2 separate regions of the Homo sapiens genome follow, and region 2 is linked to region 1. Evidence: read pairs that join two places in POLR2A ChIA-PET (ENCODE). Cell type or tissue: B cell. All regions are shown on one strand. Links, peaks and the distances in the headings refer to the core of each region. The heading gives the core; the rest is flanking DNA. Region 1 overlaps CLIP1 (CAP-Gly domain containing linker protein 1). Region 2 overlaps CLIP1 (CAP-Gly domain containing linker protein 1).

Region 1 (17,331 bases), core at 6,566-11,565:
AATTAAAAAATAAAAACAATTTCAAGGAAGAGTGACCTCTTCAGGTTTCAATCAAGGGAACAGAGGGAGACTTTTTTTGTTGCTTGTAGTTTGTCAGAGTGTAATTAGCCAACCTTGAATTTGGCTAGGACATCTGGGGTAATATCCTGGCCCTGGCACCAAGTACCAAGGAATCTTGGCCACAATGAGTAAAGAGCTTTTTTTTTTTTTCTTTTAATCTCCATATGGCACTTCCAGAAGGACATATTCCACTAGCACTAACTCAATGGGTGGGTCTACTTTTTAATTGTCTATTTATTGTGGTTCAGCAACAAAATCTTAAAAGTATGCTTTCAAAATCTCTCAAAAGAGGAAGTAGTCATATTACAGAATCCCTATTGGGAACCCTCCTTGGTGTCTCTTACCCTGGGGAAGTTTATTCTCATCCACCTCTTTGCAGGAATGCTAATGAGACTACAGGCAGACATTTTGCTGCCCTAATGTTTTCTATAAGCGTAAGCTCTAAAATACTTCCGACTTGAATTAAGCAGTTTGGTGTTTGTTTGCTCCTTTGCTTACTTATGTCTAAGTATGATTTGGATAGATCCCAGTTTAACTCTGCCCCTTTTTAACACTTAAAATTGCCGAGTCCTTGATTTATAATATCTTCTCCGAAGTTAAGGCCCAGAAGATCCAGATGTTCAGGGTGTGCAAATCATCCAAAACTTGGGTTTGATGTATAAAGGGAGGCAATATAATAAGTCTTTTTCCCCCCGATTCTAAAAATCCCTTCTTTTACTCAAGTATTGTAGTGAAATATTTGGCATATTCTCCCCCTCTTCTCAGGAAAGATAAGAGTCAGTAGGGATGTTTTCCTGAAAATCTTTTAATCAAGGCCTTTGACCTCTTGCCTCCTCTCTCTTCCTGATTTACCCCATATAATGACTTTTTATTAGAGACATTATGTTCTAATACCTTAAAGCAGGAAGGGACCTATTTAGACTTTTCCTTTCTAGACCGTAAATAAACTTTATAAGCAGGGTGATTTTTTTTATAGCCTAAGTGAAAGAAAACTTATTGCCTGGGTTTCTGAAAAGTGGGTGTCTTTATTACATGAAACCATGTGACTAGTTTCTGTTGAAAGGGATACGTAGCTTGCTTAGGTTGTCATCTTGAGAATCTAGTCAAGTTTAGATTTTAGAAAATGTTTTCCAGTGAAGTTTTTTTTAGGGTCTCAGGTTTATTTTTTTCTTTATGTATTAGTTTTAAGATGGGCTTTACATTTTAGTAACATAATGTTCTCTTCTTAAAATATGTAGGTTAATTGTATAAATTATAAAATTTGCATAGATACAAAAACACAGAAAAAAACAAATTATCCATGATGCTACTGCCCAGAGGAATCTTTTTGATACTTTAGAGTATGTACTTTGGTTTTTTTTTGTTTTTTAGAGACGGAGTCTCGCTCTGTCACCCAGGCTGGAGTGCAGTGGCGTGATCTTGACTCACTGCAACCTCCGCCTACCGAGTTCAAATGATTCTCCTGCCTCAGCCTCTTGAGTAGCTGAGATTACAAACACGTGCCACCTTGCCCGTCTAATTTTTGTATTTTTAGTAGAGACGGGGTTTCGCCATGTTGGCCAGGCTGGTCTCAAACTGATGACCTCATGAAATCCGCCCACCTCAGCCTTCCAAAGTGCTGGGATTACAGGGGTGAGCCACCACGCCTGGCCTCAGTCTTCTTATTAAAAAATTTTTTTGGCCAGGTGTGGTGGCTCACCCCTGTAATCCCAGCACTTTGGGAGGCTGAAGTGGATGGATCCCGTGAGCTCAGGGCAACATGGCAAAACTCCATTTCTACAAAAACAAAAGTTAGCCAGGGATGGTTGTGTACCTGTGGTCTCAGCTACTCAGGAGGCTGAGGTGGGAGGATTCCTTGAGCCCAGGAGGTTGAGGCTGCAGTAAGCCATGATTGTGCCATTGCACTCCAGCTTGGGTGTCAGAGTGAGAGCCTGTCTCTTAAAAAAAAAAAAAAAAAAAAAAAAGAAAATAACTGGTTGTAGATAGTAAGTAGGAAAACTGCTAAGTACACCAGTTTTTTAAAAAATAACAGCTTTATTGAGATATAATTCATATGCCATACAGTTTAGTAACTTAAAGTATACAATTCAGTGGTTTTTTAGTATATTCGCAGTTATGCACCCATCACCATTATCAGTTTTATTATATTTTCATTTTTTTTCCTTTTCTCCCATTTGGAAAAGTAAGTTTTAATATATTTTTGTCATCCCCAGAAGAAATCATGTATCCATTAGCAGTCACTCCTTATTTCTGCCAACTTTCCCAGCCCTAGGCAGGAGGCCAGGAGTTTGATGCCAGCCTGGGCAACATGGCAAATCTACTCTCGTCTCTACAGATTTGTTTATTCTGGACATTTCTTATAAAGGGAATCATACATTATGACTGGCTTCCTTCGCTTAACATAGTGTTTTCAGGGTTCCTCCATGTTGTGGCATGCATCTGCCCTTGATTCCTTTTTATGGTTGAGTAATATTCTGTTGTGTAGATATACCCCAATACCACATTGTGTCTCTTCATCACTTGATGAACCTTTGGATTGTTTCTACTTTTTGTCTCATGAATACTGCTGCTGTGAGCATTCATGTATAAATTTTTTGTTTTTGTTTTTGAGATGGAGTTTCGCCCTTGTCTCCCAGGCTGGAGTGCAATGGCGTGATCTCGGCTCATTGCAACCTCCACCTCCTGGGTTGAAGCAAATCTCCTGCCTCAGCCTCCCCAATAGCTGGGATTACAGGCGCCTGCCACCACACCCAGTTAATTTTTATAGTTTTAGTAGAGACAGGGTTTCGCCATGTTGCCTGGGCTTGTCTCAAACTCCTGACCTCAGGTGATCCGCCCACCTCAGCCTCCCAAAGTGCTGGGATTACAGGCGTAAGCCACTATGCCTGGCTCTTGTGTCTAATTTTTTGTGTAGACATATGCTTGCTTTTATGTTGGGCCTATACCTAAGAATGTTATAGAATTGCTGGGTCATATGCGAACTCTACCTTTTGAGGCAGTACAATACTGTTTTCCAAAGTGGTTGTACCACCAGCAATGAATGAGGTTCAGCTTGTCCAAATCCTCACCAGCACTTCTATGTCTTTTTGATTATAGTCATCCTAGTGAGTGTGCAGTGTGGTATCTCATCGTGATTTTGATTTGTATTTACCTGGTGGCTAGTAATATTGAACATCCTTTCATGTGCTTATTGGCCGTTTGTATAGCTTCTTTGGAGAAACAAACCTGTTATCTTTTTCTTTTTACCTTCAAAATATTACTTATAAGGCCGGATGTGGTGGCTCACGCCTGTAATCCCAGCACTTTGGGAGGCTGAGGTGGGCAGATCACTTGAGGTCAGGAGTTCGAGACCAGCCTGGCCAACATGGCAAAACCCTGTCTCTACTAAAAATACGAAAATTAGCTGGGTGTGGTGGCACGTGCCTGTAATCCCAGCTACTCGGGAGGCTGAGGCAGGAGAATCGCTTGAACCCAGGAGGTGGAGGTTGCAGTGAGCCGAGATTGCGCCACTGCACTCCAGCCTGAGTGACAGAGCGAGACTCCATCTCAAAAAAAAAAAAAAAAAAGTGTGTGTGTGTCTGTGTGTATATATATGTGTGTGTGTGTATACATAAATAAATATAACTTTACAAAGGCAAAGTATAGAACAATGGTATGTTACCATTTCGAATGAAAATGGTATACAAAAGAATGCCTTTATCTTTTAGTTTCTATATTTAGCAGATATTTATTAAGCATCTACTATAGGGAGGTACTAGCCCAGACACTGGGAAAGTTGAGTAAAACAGTCATGTGTCCTGCTCTCGAGGAAACTGTAGCTGTTAATGGATTGCAGATTAAGAGCAAGAAATGAGGCTAGGCATGGTGACTCATGCCTGTAATCCCAGCACTTTGGGAGGCTGAGGTGGGTGGATCACTTGAGGCCAGGAGTTCAAGACTAGCCTGGCCAACATAGCAAAACCCTGTCTCTACTAAAAATACAAAAAATTAGCCAGGCATGGTGACAGGCGCCTGTAGTCCCAGCTACTCGGGAGGCTGAGGCAGGAGAATGGCGTGAACCCAGGAGGCGGAGCTTTCAGTGAGCCGAGATCTCACCACTGCACTCCAGCCTGGGTGACAGAGCAAGACTCAGTCTCAAAAAAAAAAAAAATAAAAATAACAAACACTGAAGTTAGATTTTAAAATCCAAATGAGGCCGGGCGCGGTGGCCCACGCCTGTCATCTTAGCACTTTGGGAGGCCAAGGTGGGTAGATCACCTGAGGTCAGGAGTTCGAGACCAGCCTGGCCAACATGGTGAAAGCCTGTCTCTACTAAAAATACAAAAACTAGCTGGGGGTGGTGGCAGGGGCCTGTAATCCCAGCTACTCGGGAGGCTGATGCAGGAGAATCGCTTGAACCTGGGAGGCAGAGGTTGCAGTGAGCTGAGATTGAGCCACTGCACTCCAACCTGGGCAACAGAGTGAGACTCTGTCTTGAAAAAAATTAAAATCCAAATGAAACCAATTCCTAGTTTCCACTTACAGCATCTAAGGTGGTTGTACAGAAACTATCTTATGGATTTGTGAGTAAATTTAGTAGACTGCTTCTCTTGAAATATAGGCTGGGCGTGGTGGCTCGTGCCTGTAATCCCAGCACTTTGGGAAGCCAAGGTGGGCAGATCACTTGAGGCCAGGAGTTTGAGACCAGCCTAGCCAACATGGTGAAACCCTGTCTCTACTAAAAATATAAAAATTAGCTGGGCGTGGTTGCGCATGCCTGTAATCCCAGCTACTCCAGAGGCTGAGGCGGAAGAATCGCTTGAACCTGGGTGGCAGTGGTTGCAGTGAACTGAGATCATGCCACTGTATTCCAGCCTGGGCAACAGAGCAAGACTCCATCTCAAAAAAAAAGAAAAAGAAAAGAAAAATATTATAGGCTGGGCGTGGTAACTCATGCCTGTAATCCCAGCACTCTGGGAGGCCAAGGCGGGCGGATCACCCGAGGCCAGGAGTTTGAGACCAGCCTGGCCAACATGGTGAAACCCTGTCTCTACAAAAATATAAAGATTAGCCGGGCATGGTTGTGCAGACCTGTAATCCTGGCTACTTGGGAGGCTGACGCAGGAGAATCACTTGAGCCTGGGAGGCGGAGGTTGCAGTGAGCCAAGATCGTGCCACCCTGGGTGACAGAGTGGAGACTCCATCTCAAAAAAATAATAAACAATAAAAAAAATATCAAGGTGCCCTGTAGTATTGTGAAAATAGAAACGTGGTTATAGGCCGGGCACAGTGGCTCATGCCTTTAATTCCAACACTTTGGGAGGCTGAGGCAGGAGGATCTCTTGAGCCCAGGAGTTCAAGACCAGCCTGGGCAACATAGTCTCTTAAAAACAGAATAGGCTGGGCGCGGTAGCTCACACCTGTAATCCCAGCACTTTGGGAGGCCGAGGTGGGTGGATCACGAGGTCAGGAGATCGAGACCATCCTGGCTAACACGGTGAAACCCTGTCTCCACTAAAAATACAAAAAATTAGCCTGGTGTGGTGGCAGGCGCCTGTAGTCCCAGCTACTCGGGAGGCTGAGGCAGAAGAATGGCGTGAACCTGGGAGGTAGAGGTTGCAGTGAGCTGAGATTGCACCACTGCACTCCAGCCTGGGCGACAGAGTGAGACTCCATCTCAAAAAAATATATAATAAAAAATAAAGAAATGTCTCAAAAAAATGTGGTTATTTGTCCATTGTCTCTCAAGACCTATAGCAACTATTAAACTTGCTCATTTGCAAAATAAAAACAAGAACCTTTTTTTTTTTTTTTTTGAGACGGAGTATCATTCTTATCGTCTAGGCCAGAGTGCAATGGTGTGAGCTCTGTAACCTCCGTCTCCCGGGTTCAAGTGATTGTCCTGCCTCAGCCTCCTGAGTAGCTGGGATTACAGGTGCCCGCCACCATGCCTGGCTAATTTTTGTATTTTTAGTAGAGATGGGGTTTCGCCATGTTAGTCAGGCTGGTCTTGAACTCCTGACCTCAGGTGATTTGCCTCGGCCTCCCAAAGTGCTGGCATTACAGGCAAGAAAGCTTTTATGAAAAGAAAAAAACCCAATCCAATATGAAAGACCTTGATTCTTCTAGGAGTTGTCTTTGTACCCTTTTCTTGTTCAGAGCAGTTTTGGTATGCTTTTGCTTTTGGTGTGGGCCATGTCTGACTGTTTAAGGGGCAGGCAACAATATGCCAACTTTTTTCCTTTGTGAAGAATGGAAAGGGAAATCAATTCTTTTTTTTTTTTTTTTTTTTTTTTTGAGACAGGGTCTCACCAAAAACCCTCCTTGTAGCACGTGTTCTCACTCTGTCTCAAGAAAAAAAAAAAACTCATCCAGGCTGGAGTGCAGTGGCACAATCACAGCTCACTGCAGCTTCAATCTCCTGGGCTCAGGTGATCCTCCTTCAGCCTCCCAGATAGCCTGGACTGCAGGCACGCGACACCATACCTGGCTAATTTTTTGTAGAGATGGAGTTTTGCCGTGTTGCCCAGGCTGGTTTTGAACTCCTGGGCTCAAGTGATCTTCCTGCCTCAGCCTCCCAAAGTGCTGAGATTGCAGGTGTGAACCACCTTGGCTGGGGAGGTCAGTTTTAACTTGCCTTGAGATTGACTCTTTGATCTCACTGCTGTATATAATAATTTAGAAACATTTATTCATCAGTTTACATTAGGGTCAGGAGCCTGGAGATTGGGGTTTTAGTCCTAGACTGTTAAGTAAGTATGACCTTGACAAGTGATTTCACTTTTTAGAATCAGTTTTCTTGTTGGTAAAATGAGAGAGTTGAACTAGATTGCTACAGTCTCTTCTGATTCTAACATTTTATGATGCTATATTAAGCACATTGCTTCTTTTTACACGTTAGTATAATTGACTGCTGCCGACCCATTAAGTAAGTTCTTCTGGGAGATACTAGAGAGGCCTAGTAATTTCAGCCCCTTTTAAGATCTGTGTCTTAAGCTAGTGGTATGTGTTAGAGTTACAAAGTCACAGGAATTTTGTAGAATTTTGTGTAAATGAACAAAATAACTCAAATTATTCAGCTTTCCATGTTCCCTTAAAACATTTTTTTTTTTTTTTGCAGATGGAGGAACATTGGGAGGCTCTTTATTTTCTGCGTGCTAAGTAGTAGGAATATAAATCTGCACTCAGACTGAGCTGTGCAAAGGCATTCATAATTGCAGGCAGTTGCATCAGAGCTCAGAGTTCCATCTCTAAAAAAAACATTGTCTTATGCCCCAACCTTCTCCCTGGGTTAGTTTTTAATCCTGTCCTTCCTTTTTAAAACTTCTCTAGGTACAACTTGTATTCTGTACTATGTCATACACACCTTAAGTTTTAAATACATATAATTTTCTTAAGCACAGAATAATTTTTCAAAGGGGTATGTCTACTCTTGACTTTGGAAAGATACCATAAACTTTGTATTTACTGTCAGTGTCTTATTGTGTGATATTCTCAAATCAACACTTAAGGTTAGCAGGCTAATTTTATAAATTGCTCTGTAAGGTTTGTCTCAGTTAGAAATTGGAAATAAAACTTCCTTGTAGCTCCTTTTGAATTAAGGGGCCAGTTAATTTTCTGATACTTACTGACTTGTGTCAGTCCTTTAGTGTCTGAATGGGCTTTTCACATTGATCCATTTATTTTTACTTGTTTGAGACAAGGTCTCACTCTGTGGGACCACAGGCACGCACCACCACGCCTGGCTAATTTTTGTATTTTTTGCAGAGACAGGGTTTCGCCATGTTTCCTAGGATGATCTCAAACTCCTGAGCTCAAAACTATCTGCCCACCTTGGCCTCCCAAAGTGTTGGGATTATGGGCGTGAGCCACTGAGCTGGCCGGCATTGACCTTTTAAATAAACAGTGATTACAATATTTACTCATCTTTCGTACTTTATCCTTAAAGATATGCTGTTTGCTTCCCGCCCCCCATCCCCCAGATGGAGTCTTGCTCTGTCACCCAGGCTGGAGTGCAGTGGTGCCATCTAGGCTCACTGCAACCTCTGCCTCCCGGATTCAAGCGATTCTCCTGCCTCAGCCTTCTGAGTAGCTGGGATTACCGGAGCTGCCGCCATGCCCGGCTAATTTTTGCATTTTAGTAGAGAGGGGGTTTCACCAAGTTGGCCAGGCTGGTCTTGAACGTCTGACCTCAGGTGATCCGCTCGCCTTGTCCTCCCAAAGTGCTGGGATTACGGCCGTGAGCAACCACACCCGGCTGCTGTTTCCTTTTTGTTTTTTTTTTTGAGATAGTGTGGTGGCATGATCTCTGCTCACTGCAACCTCTGCCTCCCTTGCTCAAGTGATTCTCTTGTCTCAGCCTCCCGAGTAGCTGGGATTATAGGTGTGTACCACCACACCTGGCTAATTTTTGTATTTTAGTAAAGATGGGGTTTTGCCATGTTGGCCAGGCTGGTCTTGAACTCTTCACCTCAGGTGATCTATCCGCCTTGGCCTCCCAAAGTGCTGGGATTACAGGTGTGAGCCACCGCGCCTGGCTGCTATTTGCTTTTTTAATCTTTGTGTTAATTTTAAAGCTGAGTCTGGCCTATTTAAAAAGTTATATATAATATATCGTGTATGAAGCATACATAAATACCCACATACTTAGAGAAATATCAGTGAAAATAGATCTTAGTGGTCCTAGCACAGTAAAGTGACAAAAGACTAAAAAAAACCTAGAGTTACGGCTCCTGGAATCCTTCTGACTTTTTTGACCATAGTACTTGCGAGAACGCGTCCCTTGTGAATCTAGGCAATGACGGCAACAGGAGCCATGCAGCAGTGACAGAACGTCTCATGGGATTACACAGGGGATGCAGATCAGTGAAGAAATATTGGTGCTTATAAATAGTCATGACAGGAATGGAAAAAAGGACAGGCTGAGTGACTTTAATATTCAATAAAACAAGTAATCTCATGTGAAAGGCATGTGTTTTTGAAGATGATGGAATGCTCTTATTCTGACACCTGACTCTAGAGGTGGTTTAAGTCAGTCCTATAGACAAGGCAGTGAACTTGATGGGGATATGTGGAACTGAATGGAAGAATGGAAGTGTGAACACATGGCACCATGTTGGTTTTTTTTTGTTTTGTTTTTTTTTTTTGAGATGGAGTCTCGCTCTGTCACCCGGGCTGGAGTGCAGTGGCGCGATCTTGGCTCACTGCAACCTCCGCCTCCCGGGTTCACACCATTCTGCCTCAGCCTCCTGAGTTGTTGGGACTACAGGCGCCCGCCACCATGCCAGGCTAATTTTTTTTTTTTGTATTTTTATTAGAGACAGGGTTTCACTGTGTTAGCCAGGATGGTCTTGATGGATCCGACCTCGTGATCCACCTGCCTCGGCCTCCCAAAGTGCTGGGATTACAGGCGTGAGCCACTGTACCTGGCCTTTGTTTTTTGTTTTCAGATGGAGTCTTGCTCTGTTGCCCAGGCTGGAGTGCTGTGGCGCAATCTTGGCTCACTGCAACCTCCACCTCCCCGGGTTCAAGCGATTCTCCTGCCTCAGACTCCTGAATAACTGGGATTACAGGAATGTGCCACCACTTCTAGCTAATTTTTATATTTTTAGTAGAGACAGGTTTCACCATGTTGGCCAGCCCGAAGGTCTCGAACTCCTAGCCTCAAGTGATTTACCCACCTTGGCCTCCCAAAGTACTGGGATTACAGGCGTCAGCCACTGCACCCGGCCTATTCTGTTACCTTTTAAATCAGCCTACTAGTTGATACTGAAACCAGTGTCTCCAGGCCCCTGCTTTATATTCTGTCCAGTGAATCTCGCTTGTTAGTGCACTGATTTGATACATTGGCCCTTCTGTGGCCTGCGCCCCAAACTGTGTTTGGTGGCGTCACACACATTTTCCCTGTGTTCAGGGCCAAGCTTTGGGAAGCCAGAGTCAACGATGCTCTTAGGTGTCTGTCACTTGTCCTCAGCTCGCGTAGACCGCTCACTCATGCGCTTACCGGGTATTCTACCTTGGAGTGCATGCTCCCTGCCTTCATGCCCTGTGGTTTGATTTTGAGTCACGGAACTGTTGTTAGGGCACACATTCTGAGCAGTCACACAGTGTCATCATGTCATCGGACCACTCTGTGTAAATGTGCACAAGGAGTGTTCTGTATCTTATTCGGAAGACTAACAAGTTTCCCAGGTGTTAGAATATGGGCCAATGAAACAGCTATATGCGGCTGGGCACGGTGGCTCATGTGGTAATCCCAACACTTTGGGAGGCCAAGGTGGGTGGTTCACCTGAGGTCAGGAGTTCAAGACCAGCTTGGCCAACATGGTGAAACCCTGTCTCTACTAAAAATAAAAAAAAATTAGCTGGGTGTGGTGACGGGTGCCTGTAATACCAGCTACTCAGGAGGCTGAGGCAGGAGAATCGCTTGAACCCAGGAGGCAGAGGTTGCAGTGAGTCGAGATCATGCCACTGCACTCCAGCCTGGGTACCAGAGTAAGACTCTGTGCCAAAAAAACAAACAGACCAAAAAAAAAAAAAAAAAAAACAAAACAAGAAATGATGTCTCCTACTGTATTGGCCTTAAATCTCCAGCCACAGGTTCCTTTCATGTGCTTTGAGACATACTTATTAAATTTTTCATCGGTAGCTCAGTCTCTGTACTGTATTTTGCTTTGAGTTTCATGTGGGTGTGTTTTCAAACTCTTTGTGCTGAGCTCTCGGTTTTACTGGGCAGTGCCTTGTGCTGCCAGCAGAGCTTCCTTATACATTATGTATCACCTGTCAAATAGATATTTTAAAGTTCCTCTTACTGTAAGTGCTATTTTTTCCTTTTCTATGCTAAGAACAATTAAATTATTCCTGGCTCGAGATTCAGGAGTTTTACATTTCTCTGCCCTTTTCCTCACATACATGTTGTAATGGAGCACAGAAGATGGATGTTGCATATCCAGGGGGGCCTGGGGTATTATCTGCTTGTTAGTTTTACTATCGATGCCAAGAGGAGAGCTGCTTGTTTTCTGCTTCCAGTATGTATTCTAGCCTGGTGGTGTCCTATGTAGTAGCCACGAGCCACATAATCACGTATTGAGCACGTGAAATGTGGTGAGTCCAAATTGAGGTGTGCTGTAAGTATAAAATACACTCTGGATTTCAAAGATCTATTATGAAAAAAGAATGTAAAATGTTAATAATTTTACGTTAATCACATTTGTTGTTGTTAGAGACGAGGTGATATTTGTTTTTTGAGACAGAGTCTTGGTCTGTCACCCAGGCTGGAATGTAGTGCTGCCACCCAGGCTGGAGTACAGTGGCGCTATCTCAGCTCACTGCAACCTCCGCCTCCTGGGTTCAAGCAATTCTCCTGCCTCAGCCTCCGGAGTAGGTGGGATTATAGGTGCCCACCACCACATCCGACTAATTTTTATATTTTTAGTAGAGATGGGGTTTCACCATGTTGGCCAGGCTGCTGTCAAACTCTTGACCTCAAGTGATCCATGTGCTTCGGTCTCCCAAAGTGCTGGGATTACAGGCATGAACCAGCACGCCCAGGCAGGAGATGAGGTCTTGCTCTGTTGCCCAGGCTGGAGTGCAGTGCCATGACCAGAGCTCTCTGCAGCTTCTAACTAAACTCTTGGGCTCAAGCAGTCGTCCCATCTCTGCCTCTGGAGTAGCTGGGATGCAGGTGTGTGCCACTACACCCAGCTAATTTTTAAAAATTTTGTAGAGATGGAGTCTCACTATGTTGCTCAGGCTTGTCTTGAAATCCTGAACTCAAGTGATCCTTCCACTTGGGCAGGCATGAGCCACCGTGCCCAGCCCTTGATTACATTTTGAAATAATATTTTAAATCTACTGGGCTAAATAAACTATATCATGAAAATTAATTTCACATGATTCTTTTTCATTTTTAAAAATATGGATACTAGAAAATTCAGAATTATACATTTGTACTGCATTGTATTTCTACTGGACAGTGCTGGTCTAGAAAGTATAATACTGTCAACAAATGTAATTATCTAATTTGAGACTCACACTTTTTTTTTTTTTGAGCGGGAGTTTTGCTCTTGTTGCCCAGGCTGGAGTGCAATGGCAAAATCTCGGCTCACTGCAACCCCCACCTCCCAGGTTCAAGTGATTCTCCTGCCTCAGCCTCCCGAGTAGCTGGGATTACAGGCATGTGCTACCACACCTGGATAATTTTGTATTGTTAGTGGAGACTGGCTTCACCATGTCTGTCAGGCTGGTCTTGAACTCCTGACCTCAGGTCATCCTCCCGCCTTGGCCTCCCAAAGTGCTGGGATTACAGGCATGAGCCAGCATGCCCAGCCGAGATCATACCTGTTAAATAGCACTCATTGTAGGTAGTAATTGAACAGTTTGCCCATAGCTTCATTGACCTACTTTCTTGGAGTACAATGGCGCCATCTCTGCTCACCGCAACCTCTGCCTCCCAGGTTTAAGCAGTTCTCCTGCCTCAGCCTCCTGAGTAGCTGGGATTACAGGCATGTGCCACCACGCCGCCTGGCTGATTTTGTATTTTTAGTAGAGATGGGGCTTCGCCGTTTTGGTCAGGCTGGTCTTGAATTCCTGACCTCAAGTGATCTGCCCGCCTTGGCCTCCCAAAGTGCTAGGATTACCGTGCCCGGCCCATTGACCTACTTTTTATTAATTTGTTCATTAATAATTAGAGATGAGGTCTCACCAAGTTTCCCAGGCTGGTATTGAACTCCTGGGCTCAAAGCATCCTGCCACCTCAGCCTCCCAAAGTGTTGGGATTACAGGTGTGAACCACCATACCCACCCTTCATTGGCCCACTTTTTAGAAAAGGATCCAGGCCAGTCGTGGTGGCTCATGTCTGTAATCCCAGCACTTTGGGAGGCCAAGACGGGCGGATCACCTGAGGTCGGGAGTTCGAGACCAGCCTGACCAACATGGCAAAACCTTGTCTCTACTAAAAATACAAAATTAGCCAGGCATGGTGGCACGTGCCTGTAATCCCAGCTACTTGGGAGGCTAAGGCATGAGAATTGCTTAAACCCGAGAGGCGGAGGTTGCAGTGAGCCGAGATCGCGCCACTGCACTCCAGCCTGGGCGACAAGAGTGAAACACTGTCTCAAAAAAAAAAAAAAAAGGATCCGGAGTTGGGAAACCCTGTAATGCTTCTGTGTTTATCAAGTGTTTAGAGTGTAAGATACAGTTACTTGATGCTTTAGTTTGAAAATCGCATCATTTTGCATAATTTTATGGATTCTTGTTTTGCTGTTGACTCACTTGAGAACTTTTTTGAACTCTTACTGTGTATCAAACTTTTTTAGATTCGTTGGATGCGAAGACAAATCAAATCTCATGGAGCTTAGTCATAGCATGATATGCAAACAAGACAGGAATGCGTGTGAGTCATCATTCCGTAATCGAAGCTGCCCAGTAGCTGGAGTAGTCCAGAGAAGGAAGAGAGGGCAAGAAGAGTAGTCAGAAGAGACTGCTGATGTGTCTCCTGTGTTCTTGGAGAGCCATTTCCCATGTGCCCCCAAAGCCCTTCTGTGTGGCAGTATGCTGCGCGTGGCAGTAGCGTATGGGGCCTGGCTCTAGAAACAGCCAGTACGTGGGAAATGAAGCCCGTCCAAGGACCTTAAGCTCAGTTCAGCCAGGAGATGTGATGTTTTTAAATTGGGGCTAAGCAGGCCCATAATTTTTTTTTTTTTGGTTACTTTTCCGTGACATTGGATAGTTGACTTTTTTGTTTTACTCAAGAATTGAAGAAAATTTGCAAATGCCCTTCAATCTTATTTATCTTTTTCAGTCTCTTCTGTATATACAGAAATATGAATGTGAATGAAGTGGAAGGAAGAAAATCAAATAGCTTGCCCTTTCTTAAGGGGAAACAAGTCAATTTGGAAAGGTCCCAGCGTTGTGTAAGTGTTTTCAGTGGCTCAAGCCGAGGAGCTCAGGTTACACTGCATCTCCTGTGTTGGGGGTGGGGACAGCAAGTGACACAGCATACTTACGTAACCGTGACTTCAGGGGACAGGATTAAGCTGTGAATGAACCTCCCAAACCCAGGAATATGATATGAGAACATAGCCTTTGAATTTCTCTCTCAAGTTTGACTTGAAAAATCAGCCTCAGAAACATCTTTATCTTAAGATAGATTTCCGTTGCTCTCAGAACGTCTCTCCCCTGACCTTCTGTTATTAAGTTCATGGACATACAGCATTTTAGAATTAGGTGGGGGCTCCGAAGTCTGCGAGTGCAGCTGTGCACAGGTAAGTCACTTCACCCGCCTGGTGCTGAATTTCCTTTGGGTCTTGAAGCAGGGCCGCGTTGAAACCTGGGTTTCTGGACGTTGTAGCTACCACGCAGCCTGTTTCTGGAAGCTTGGTGTTAAACTCCCTCTCCTGGCAGGTTAAATTCATTGCAAATTCTTCAACTCTCCTTTGCCTCCCAACAGAATTTTTAGATTTAGTAAATAAAGTGGCATTTTCATTTTGTGGATGGGGCAAAATGGACTGGAAAGGGTCTGATGTGTAGAGATGTGATTTTCTTGGGGCAACGTGATGCCGCTCTATGTGTGCCAGGAGGTGCTGAGCCTGTTTGAAGCTCTTATCAGATCTGGGTTCTTTCTTCACTGATGGCAGAGGTCTGTACTTTTCACTTTGGCAAAGTTAGAGCCACAGTCTTTCCTTTCACTTCTGAATCCTTGACCTTTTGCTTACAGGATTTGGATTTGATACCCAAAACAGGACTAGAACTGTGAAGGTATGGAGTTAGAAACAGATCTTATTTAATTAGTGTCCTCAGGTTGAAGTTGGGAATACTGAGCCGGGGAAGGGGTTATGTGAGTTGTTCAGGGTCATCCAACTGGGGTGGAATTTAGGTGTCTCACTTCCTAGTCCAGCTCTCTGTTCATACTTTTTTATTTATTTGAACCATGACATTTAAAAAATAGGAGTAAACATAACCTTAAGAAATCAGATGAGAATATGAAGAATATTACTGCTTTTTGTATGAACATAATTTTCACCATTCTTGTTTTTGGGAACTGCTTGTTTTGTGGAACCTCTTGTTTCTGTAAATTGCTTAAGGTTTTTTTTTTTTTTTTTTGGATATCTGGTCAGGAGGAAGGGGGATTAGATTTTATTAAAATATATATTTTCTATAATAAGTGTCTTTTTTTCTTAAACTTTTTAAAAAAAGATTTTAGAGATAAAGTCTTGCTAATATTGCCTAGGCTGGACTCAATCTCCTGGGCTCAAGCGATCCTCCCACCTCAGTCTCCGAAGTAGCTGGGATTCCAGGCAGGCGCCACCATGCCCGGCTAATTAAAAAAAATTTTTTTTTTTTAGAGATGGGGTTTCACTATGTTGCCCAGGCAGCTCTCAGACTCCTGGACTTAAGTGATCCACCTGCCTTGGCCTCCCAAAATGCTGGGATTATAGGTGTGAGCCACCATGCCTGGGCAAACTTGTGTGTTTTAAAAACATATTTTGTTCTTACGAGTAAAATGTCTCTGCTTTTATAAAAATATAGTACTTTAATTATTCACATTATAATGCTTTTTGTGATATAAAGCATTTCAATCTTAGAGGCTCGTCCTTAAAATTAATTTTTTTTTTTTTTTTAAGGTGGAGTCTCATTCTGTCGCCCAGGCTGGAGTGCAGTGGCGTGATCTCGGCTCACTGCAACCTCCACCTCCAGGGTTCAAGCTATTCTCCTCAGCCTCCCAAGTAGCTGGTATTACAGGCGCCTGCCACCACGACCAGCTAATTTTTTTTTTTTTTTTTTGTATTTTCAGTAGAGACAGGGTTTCACCATGTTGGCCAGGCTGGTCTCAAATTCCTGACCTCTGGTGATCCGGCTGCCTTGGCCTTCCGAAGTGCTGCGATTACAGGCATGAGCCACCAAGCCCAGTCCCTTAAAATTAATTTATTTGAGGAATTTACTTGGCCAAGATGATTCAAAGCTCTAAGCAAAGTTTTTATCTGTTTGCCACTGTATTACATAAAATAAGCTTGCCACTATACCATATAAGCCCACTTATTTCAGTGGCTGAAACTGATAAGTTAATTTTCTTTTTTTTTTGTTTTTTTTTGAGACGGCGTCTCACTCTGTTGCCCAGGCTGGAGTGCAGTGGCACAATCTTGGCTCACTGCAACCTCTGCCTCCTGGCTTCAAGCGATTATCCTGCCTCAGCCTACTGAGTAGCTGGGATTACAGGCATGCGCCTCCACTCTCGACTAATTTTTATATTTTTTTTTTAGTAAAGATGGGGTTTCACCATGTTGGCCAGGCTGGTCTCGAACTCCTGACCTTGTGATCGGACTGCCTCCCAAAGTGCTGGGATTATAGGTGTGAGCCACCATGCGTGGCCGATAAGTTGATTTTCAGTTTTGGAAAAGTTTAGGATACATATTTACTGATGGGAAAATGGGGAGAGGTGATTCAGGTGTCTAGACTTCTTTCTTCCTTTTTTTTTTTTTTTTTTTTTTTTTTGGAGATGGAGTCTGGCTCTGTCGCCCAGACTGGAGGGCAGTGGTGTGATCTTGGCTCACTGCAACCTCTGAGATTACAGGCGTGCACCACTATGCCCGGCTAATTTTTGTATTTTTTTGTAGAGAGAGGTTTTTGCCATGTTGCCCAGGCTGGTCTCAAACTCCTGACCTCAGATGATCCACCCACTTTGGTCTCCCAAAGTGCTGGGATTACAGGCATGAGCCACACGCCTGAACTCTTCCATCTTTTGATTCTGTTGTCTTCAGTACATGCTTTCGAGGTTGCTGGGCTTGTCTCCATCAAGCCATCAGAAGGGCAAAGAGCATGGGGGATTGTACACAGTAGGTTCCTCTGGGCTAGGCCTAGAGTGGCACATGCCTCACACACTTATTCCACTGGCTAGAACTCAGTCACGTGATCATACTGAACTGTAGCGGGAGCTGGGAAATATGGTGTGAATCCAGGAAGAAAAAGAGGCCAGGCACGGTGGCTTACGCCTGTAATCCCAGCACTTTGGGAGGCCAAGGTTGGTGGATCGCTTGCACCCAGGAGTTCAAGACCAGCCTAGGCAACATGGTAAAACCCCATCTCTACAAAAAAAAAAAAAAAAAAAAAAAAAATTTGCCGGGTGTGGTGGTGTCTGCCTGTAGTCCCAGCTACTTGGGAGGCTGAGGTGGAAGGATGGCTGGAGTCTGGGAGGTCAAGGCTGCCATGAGCCATGAGTGCATCACTGCAGTTCAACCTGGGCAACAGGGCAAGACTCTGCCTCAAAAAAAAAAAAATAAACAACAACAAAAAAG
Region 2 (6,427 bases), core at 1-5,000, 130 kb after region 1:
AGCAAGACCCTGTCTCAAAAAAAACCATACTGATTGGAACCTTAGTTTCATCAAAATAAATATGTTTTTAAAGTGAGCTTCTCTAGGGGATTGTAAAAAGACGCAACAAAAAAAAACAAATGTTTTGTGGTTCCTTTGCCATAAATAGATTTCCATAAATCTGGCAAGTGAGTGAGAGGAGACTACAAATGCTTTGACATGAAGATTTTAAATGTGAGGCTGGCGTGGTGGCCACGACTGTAATCCCAGCACTTTGGGAGGCCGAGGTGGGCAGATCACCTGGGGTCAGGAGTTCAAGACCAACTTGGCTAACTTGGCAAAACCCCATCTCTACTGAAAATACAAAAAAGTAACTGTGTGGGGTGGCACGCACCTGTAATTCCAGCTACTTGGGAGGCTGAGGCAGGAGAATTGCTTTCACCTAGGAGGTGGAGATTGCAGTAAGCCAAGATCATGCCACTGCACTCCAGCCTGGGTGAGAGTCTGAGACTCCATCTCAAAAATAAAAAAAATACTTTAAATGTGGGATAATGCACTACTTATACTGGAAGCTCACAGACTTGGCCATAATTAGTTCTTGCTTAATTTTTAAATTTTTTGCAAGTGTTCTTGTCTCTTCAGTTTCTTCTGATAAATTTTCTGATTTCACACATTAACATTTGTAGTGATGATCAGGAGAAACAGTCCAAGAAGAAACCTCGCCTCTTCTGTGACATTTGTGACTGCTTTGATCTCCACGACACAGAGGATTGTCCTACCCAGGCACAGATGTCAGAGGACCCTCCCCATTCCACACACCATGGCAGTCGGGGTGAGGAACGCCCATACTGTGAAATCTGTGAGATGTTTGGACACTGGGCCACCAACTGCAATGACGACGAAACCTTCTGATGAAGCCTCCAGTGGAGAACTGGGCTTGCTCAGACGCACTCGCATTGACACAACGTAACACCAGCATTGTGTGTGCAGACTTCAGGAGAACTCATGTTATTTTTTAACCCCGTCAACAAATCTAGGAAAATATTTTGATCTTCAACAAATTGCCCTTTAGTCTCCCCGTATGAGTTAGAATAATAAATATTTAGTAGGTGAGTTTTCACCTCGAATTTTGTTTTCTTGATTTTTACGTTTGAAGACATTGCACCAGATGCCATTACATTTATTGGCCCCCCGACCTTGTAGAAAAACCCCTACCCTCACAATACCTTATTTAAGTAACTTTAAATTATGCCGTTACTTTTCATATTTGCACTAAGATATTTCCAGGCTGCATTTGTATATTTAGATTTTTTGGTTAAGCTTTGACACTGGAATGAGTTGAAAAAATGTGCCATTTTGCATTTTCATCTACTCATTTAAAGTATTTTATTCTTATTCAAAGAAATATCTGAGCTCTTTGCACTACCTGTTATCAGTAGTGCCTTTACTTCAGGCTTGATAATACTTAGGTGTGATTATAAAATCATGAAGCAGGTAAAGGGAGGGGCAAGCCCCCAAACTGCTGTGGGGACATTTTATAATCTATATGCTGCACCCACTTAATCTACTGTGGTGTTTTGTTTATTAGTTTTGCATAATTTCAGCTTCTATATATTGTATGTATATATTTTTTAAAAATCTATATTTTGGGAAAAAAACATACACAATGTGTCTTTCTTTTTGGACATTTACCTTTTTGAAAAAGAAAACACTTAAAATGATCATTAGGACATAACAGACTAGGCCAGACATAGCATCTTGTGGCTTTGCAACCATTTTCATTTGTTTGTTTTCCTTTTATTTCTTCACCAGATTTAAATAACTGGAGGAATTTTCTCCAATTTTTTTTTCCTTCTCTGGCAGGTATCCCCAGCAGTCAATTAACAATAAGCCAGTATAAAACACCTAAATAACCAATCTACAATCTCCCTTCACAAGTTTTTTTACTGTTTTTAGATGAATGTACGATGAGAAATTCAACGTTAATAATTCTGGATTTTCTTATCACAAAAAAGAAAATGAAGGACCTCAAAGCACCTGAACAGTTTATCGACCAGTTTGAATCTATTTATCTTCATTTGAATGTCTTCTAGAATATGTAAAAAGTCATAAAATGTATCTTCCATGCTACATGTACAATAAGAACTTCTATAATTGTATATATGCCTTTGATGTATTTTCCCCTCAAGATTATCAACTGTGTGTTCGACAGTGAATATTCAATCTGGTACCAGTTGAAATTTTTGGTTATAAATGTAATACGAATTGTTTCACAAACAGAAAACATGTAAAGCAGTATTAAAATTTGGCCAAACAAGTGTTCTGTATCTACTTTAATAAATGGTTATTCTTTTTTGTTTTGTGGGTTTTGTTTTGTTTGAGACAGGGTCTCACTCTGTTGCCCAGGCTGGAATACAGTGGCACAATCATGGATTGCTGCAGCCTCCAACTCCTGAGCTCAAGCAATCCTCTCACCTCAGCCTCCAAAGCAGCTAGGACTACAGGCAAGTGCCACCACACCTGGCCAATTTTTTTTTTTTTTTTTTTTTTTTTGAGACGGAGTCTCACTCTGTCGCCCAGGCTGGGTGCAGTGGTGTGATCTCGGCTCACTGCAAGCTCCACCTCCTGGGTTCACGCCATTCTCCTGCCTCAGCCTCCCGAGTAGCTGAGACTATAGGCATCCGCCACCATGCCCAGCTAGTTTTTTGTATTTTTAGTAGAGACAGGGTTTCACCGTGTTAGCCAGGATGGCCTCGATCTCCTGACCTCGTGATCCGCCTGCCTCGGCCACCCAAAGTGCTGGGATTACAACACCTGGCTAATTTTTAAATTTTTTGTACAGAGTGAGTCTCCCTATGTTGCCCGGGCTGGTTTTGAACTCCTGGGTTCAAGTGATCCTCCCACTTCAGCCTCCTAAAGTGTTGGGAGTGCTCACCCAGCCAATAAATGGTTATTCTTTTTTGCTAATGGTAGTAAATTGATATTCTCAGGTTTGTCATAATGGTTTTACTTCAAATGAGCAAACCCTATACATTCATATAGCAATTTCTACTGCAGTCTTGTTACTAAAGTTTTTAAGAAATTGGTAGGCCTGGTGCGGTGGCTCACGCCTTTAATCCCAGCACTTTGGGAGGCCGAGGCGGGTGGATCACGAGGTCAGGAGATCGAGACCATCCTGGCTAACACGGTGAAACCCTGTCTCTACTAAAAATACAAAAAATTACCCGGGCACGGTGGCGGGCACCTGTAGTCCCAGCTACTCGGGAGGCTGAGGCAGGAGAATGGCGTGCACCCAGGAGGCGGAGCTTGCATTGAGCCAAGATCGTGCCACTGCAGTCCAGCCTGGGCGAAAGAGTGAGACTCCATCTCGAAAAAAAAAAAAAGCCAAGCGTGGTGCACACCTGTAGTCCCAGCTACTGGGGAGGTTGAGGCAGGAGAATTGCTTGAGCCCAGGAGTTAAGAGGCTACAGTGAGCTATGATTGTGCCACTGCACTCCTAGGCAACAGAGTGAGACACTGTCTCTCATTTTTTTTTTGGTATGTCTTTCTGTCCTTCTTAAAGTGTTTCATGACCCATTTAGCATAACGTACTTGTAGTTGTTATCCATTACTGTATCACCCCACATTACCTGACAAAAATAATTACCTGATAAAAATCAATGTGGCACCATGTGGTGCCAACTATCTATTCGTCCATGAAGTCTTACAAATTGAAAAGTCCATATAATATTTACAAAAATGATACTGAACCAATTGAGTGCTATGCCTTTGAACATGCTTCTCTTGTTTTGAGGCAGGGTCTCACTGTCACTCAGGCTGGAGTGCAGTTGTGCAATCTCGGCTCACTGCAACCTCCGCCTCCAGTGCTCAAGCAATTCTTCCACCTCAGCCACCTGAATGGCTGGGACCACAGGCGCATGCCACCATGCCCAGGTAATTTTTTAAATTTTTATTTATCTATTATTTATTGAGACAGAGTTTCACTCTGTCGCCCAGGCTGGAGCGCAGTGGCACGATCTTGGCTCACTCCAGCCTCTGCCTCCCAGATTCAAGCGATTCTCCTGCCTCAGCCTCCTGAGTAGCTGGGACTACAGGCATGCGCCACCATACCCAGCAAGTTTTTGTATTAGTAGAGACAGGCTTTCACCATGTTGGCCAGGGTGGTCTTGAACTCCTGACCTCAGGTGATCTGCCCATCTCAGCCTCCCAAAGTGCTGGGATTACAGGCGTGCACCACCATGCCTCACCTAACATCTGTTTTATAAACAAATGTTTATAAAACATCTTGGAAGAACCCAAGGATGGAAACCGGACAGTGGGTGGGATATGGAGAAGGGTCTTAAAACCTGTAGATTCAGTTATGTTTAGAGTCTGGATGAGGTATGCTAGGAAAGGGGTGGTGAGAGAGCTGGGGTGGGGAAGTTGGTGGGAAGGACGGTATTCAGGTACTGAAGACTGAAGAAAGGTTGGGAGTCATTGTCAAGTAGGCAGCCAGCGTCAGGACCCAAGGACTCACCCATAGGTAGGTATTTCCAAAGCAGTTACTGCTTGAATAAGAACATTACTTCTACCTAGATAATACATTAAAACACAGTAGTTCTCAACTTTGGTACTGACCTTAGGTGATTAAAAGACTCTAAACAAGTCTGCAGTATTTGTAGGGTAACTATAGCAGTTGTCTCTCCTGGTCTATAAAAGCACCTGTTGTTACTTCATCATTTTGTAGCATCCTGATCCTGCTTGGGGATAGTTTATCATCCTAGTCTTAGTTACACTCACACATCCTTGAGATTTCACTAACCTGGGGCATTTCACCTCTTGGAGTAAGTTATACCCTCATTTAACAGCTCATGACATGGCCTGCTGAACACAACTTTTATTCTCACAGGCGTTAACATGATGCATTCTCTTGGCTGTGAGTCTGTATATAGAAAAAGAATTGTGTATTATCAGCCAGGAGCAGTAGCAGGCATCTGTAGTCCCAGTTACTCTGGAGGCTGAGGCCAGATGATAGCTGGAACCCAAGAGCTTGAGGCCAACCTAGGCAACATAGGGAAACCCCATTTCTATTAAAAAAAAAAAAAAAAAAAAGCTGGGCGCGGTGGCTCACGCCTGTAATCCCAGCACTTTGGGAGGCCGAGGCGGGCGGATCACAAGGTCAGGAGATCAAGACCATCTTGGCTAACACGGTGAAACCCCGTCTCTACTAAAAATAGAAAAAAAATAAGCCGGGCGTGGTGGCGGGCGCCTGTAGTCCCAGCTGCTGGGGAGACTGAGGCAGGAAAATGGCGTGAACCCGGGAGGCGGAGCTTGCAGTGAGCCGAGATCGCGCCACTGCACTCCAGCCTGGGCGACAGGGCGAGACTCCATCTCAAAAAAAAAAAATAATAAAAATAAAAAAATAAAAAAATAAATCTCTGTTGAGGCTGAGAACCACCTTGAAAACCAGGTTGAGAACTAAAGCATGGAAGCGTTTCCATGTGTGTTTTGTTTTTGTTTTTGAGACGAGTCTCGCTCTGTCGCCCAGCCTGGAGTGCAGTGGTGAGATCTCGGCTCACTGCAACCTTCGCCTCCCGGGTTCACGCCATTCTCCTGCCTCAGCCTCCCGAGTAGCTGGGACTACAGGCGCCCGCCACCATGCCCGGCTAATTTTCTGTATTTTTAGTAGAGACAGGGTTTCACCGTGTTAGCCAGGATGGTTTCGATCTCCTGACCTCGTGATCCACCCGCCTCGGCCTCCCAAAGTGCTGGGATTACAGGCGTGAGCCACCGTGCCCGGCCTCCATGTGTGTTAAATTATTAAAATCTAAATGTCCTTGCTGGAATCAAATTGAGAACAGAAGTTTTTGGTTGAGTGGCTGCTTTTCTGCACCATCCACAAATATCACTCTGCTTGTTCAGACTCTATGATAAGTGCTTCATAATGTAAACTGTATAGAAGATGCTGGAGGAGGCCGGGCACAGTGGCTCACACCTGTAATCCCAGCACTGGGAGGCCGAGACGGGCGGATCATGAGGTCAGGAGTTCGAGACCAGCCTGGCCAACATGGAGAAACCCCATCTCTACTAAAAATACAAAAAATTAGCCGGGCGTGGTGGCACGCGCCTGTAGTCCCAGCTACTCGGGAGGCTGAGGCAGAAGAATCGCTTGACCCAGGAGGCAGAGATTGCAGTGAGCCAAGATGGCACGACTGCACTCCAGCCTGGGCAACAGAGCAAGATTCCGTCTCAAAAAAAAAAAAAAAAAAAAAGGAAGCTTTGCACTCAAAGAAGGAAATTTTCATCTTTGACCAGATCCCAAAGGCCCATTTCCACCCCAAAGTATCAAAACGCATATATCCTACTAATATTAATAGTTTATTGAGCAATTAAGTTCCAGGCACCCAGTTAAGCCTCTCACGTGGACTGCACGATGAAATTCATACCCTCATTGATCCTCACTACAACT

The links. ChIA-PET counts read pairs that join two places held together with the same protein. Peaks named below come from ENCODE experiments on the same cell type or tissue, not always from the same donor. Only the 100,000 strongest peaks of a DNase experiment are listed, where the experiment ranks them.
Region 2: POLR2A ChIA-PET joins it to region 1 with 7 read pairs; 8 of 35 experiments call an interaction of 5 or more read pairs at or near these places.

What each region holds. Positions count from the first base shown.
Region 1 is chr12:122,396,754-122,414,084 of GRCh38, reverse strand. The region is part of intron 1 of CLIP1 (CAP-Gly domain containing linker protein 1); the gene reads left to right. It overlaps CLIP1-AS1 (CLIP1 antisense RNA 1), which reads right to left. Exons shown (of 3, transcript NR_045382.1): 3 at 14,141-14,789. Among named protein-coding and RNA genes, the nearest start is that of CLIP1-AS1, 9.9 kb to the right of the region's middle. RefSeq lists enhancers at 10,427-10,476, 12,140-12,825, 13,399-13,448, 12,826-13,511, 13,469-13,528 and 2 more. In B cell, for the core only: no CTCF peak of the experiment used is centred there; DNase peaks (open chromatin) are centred at 8,864, 10,051 and 10,892; H3K27ac peaks cover 1,062 bases.
Region 2 is chr12:122,267,339-122,273,765 of GRCh38, reverse strand. CLIP1 (CAP-Gly domain containing linker protein 1) reads left to right here. Exons shown (of 26, transcript NM_001247997.2): 26 at 666-2,297. The coding sequence ends at 891. Among named protein-coding and RNA genes, the nearest start is that of VPS33A, 4.1 kb to the right of the region's middle. In B cell, for the core only: no CTCF peak of the experiment used is centred there; no DNase peak of the experiment used is centred there.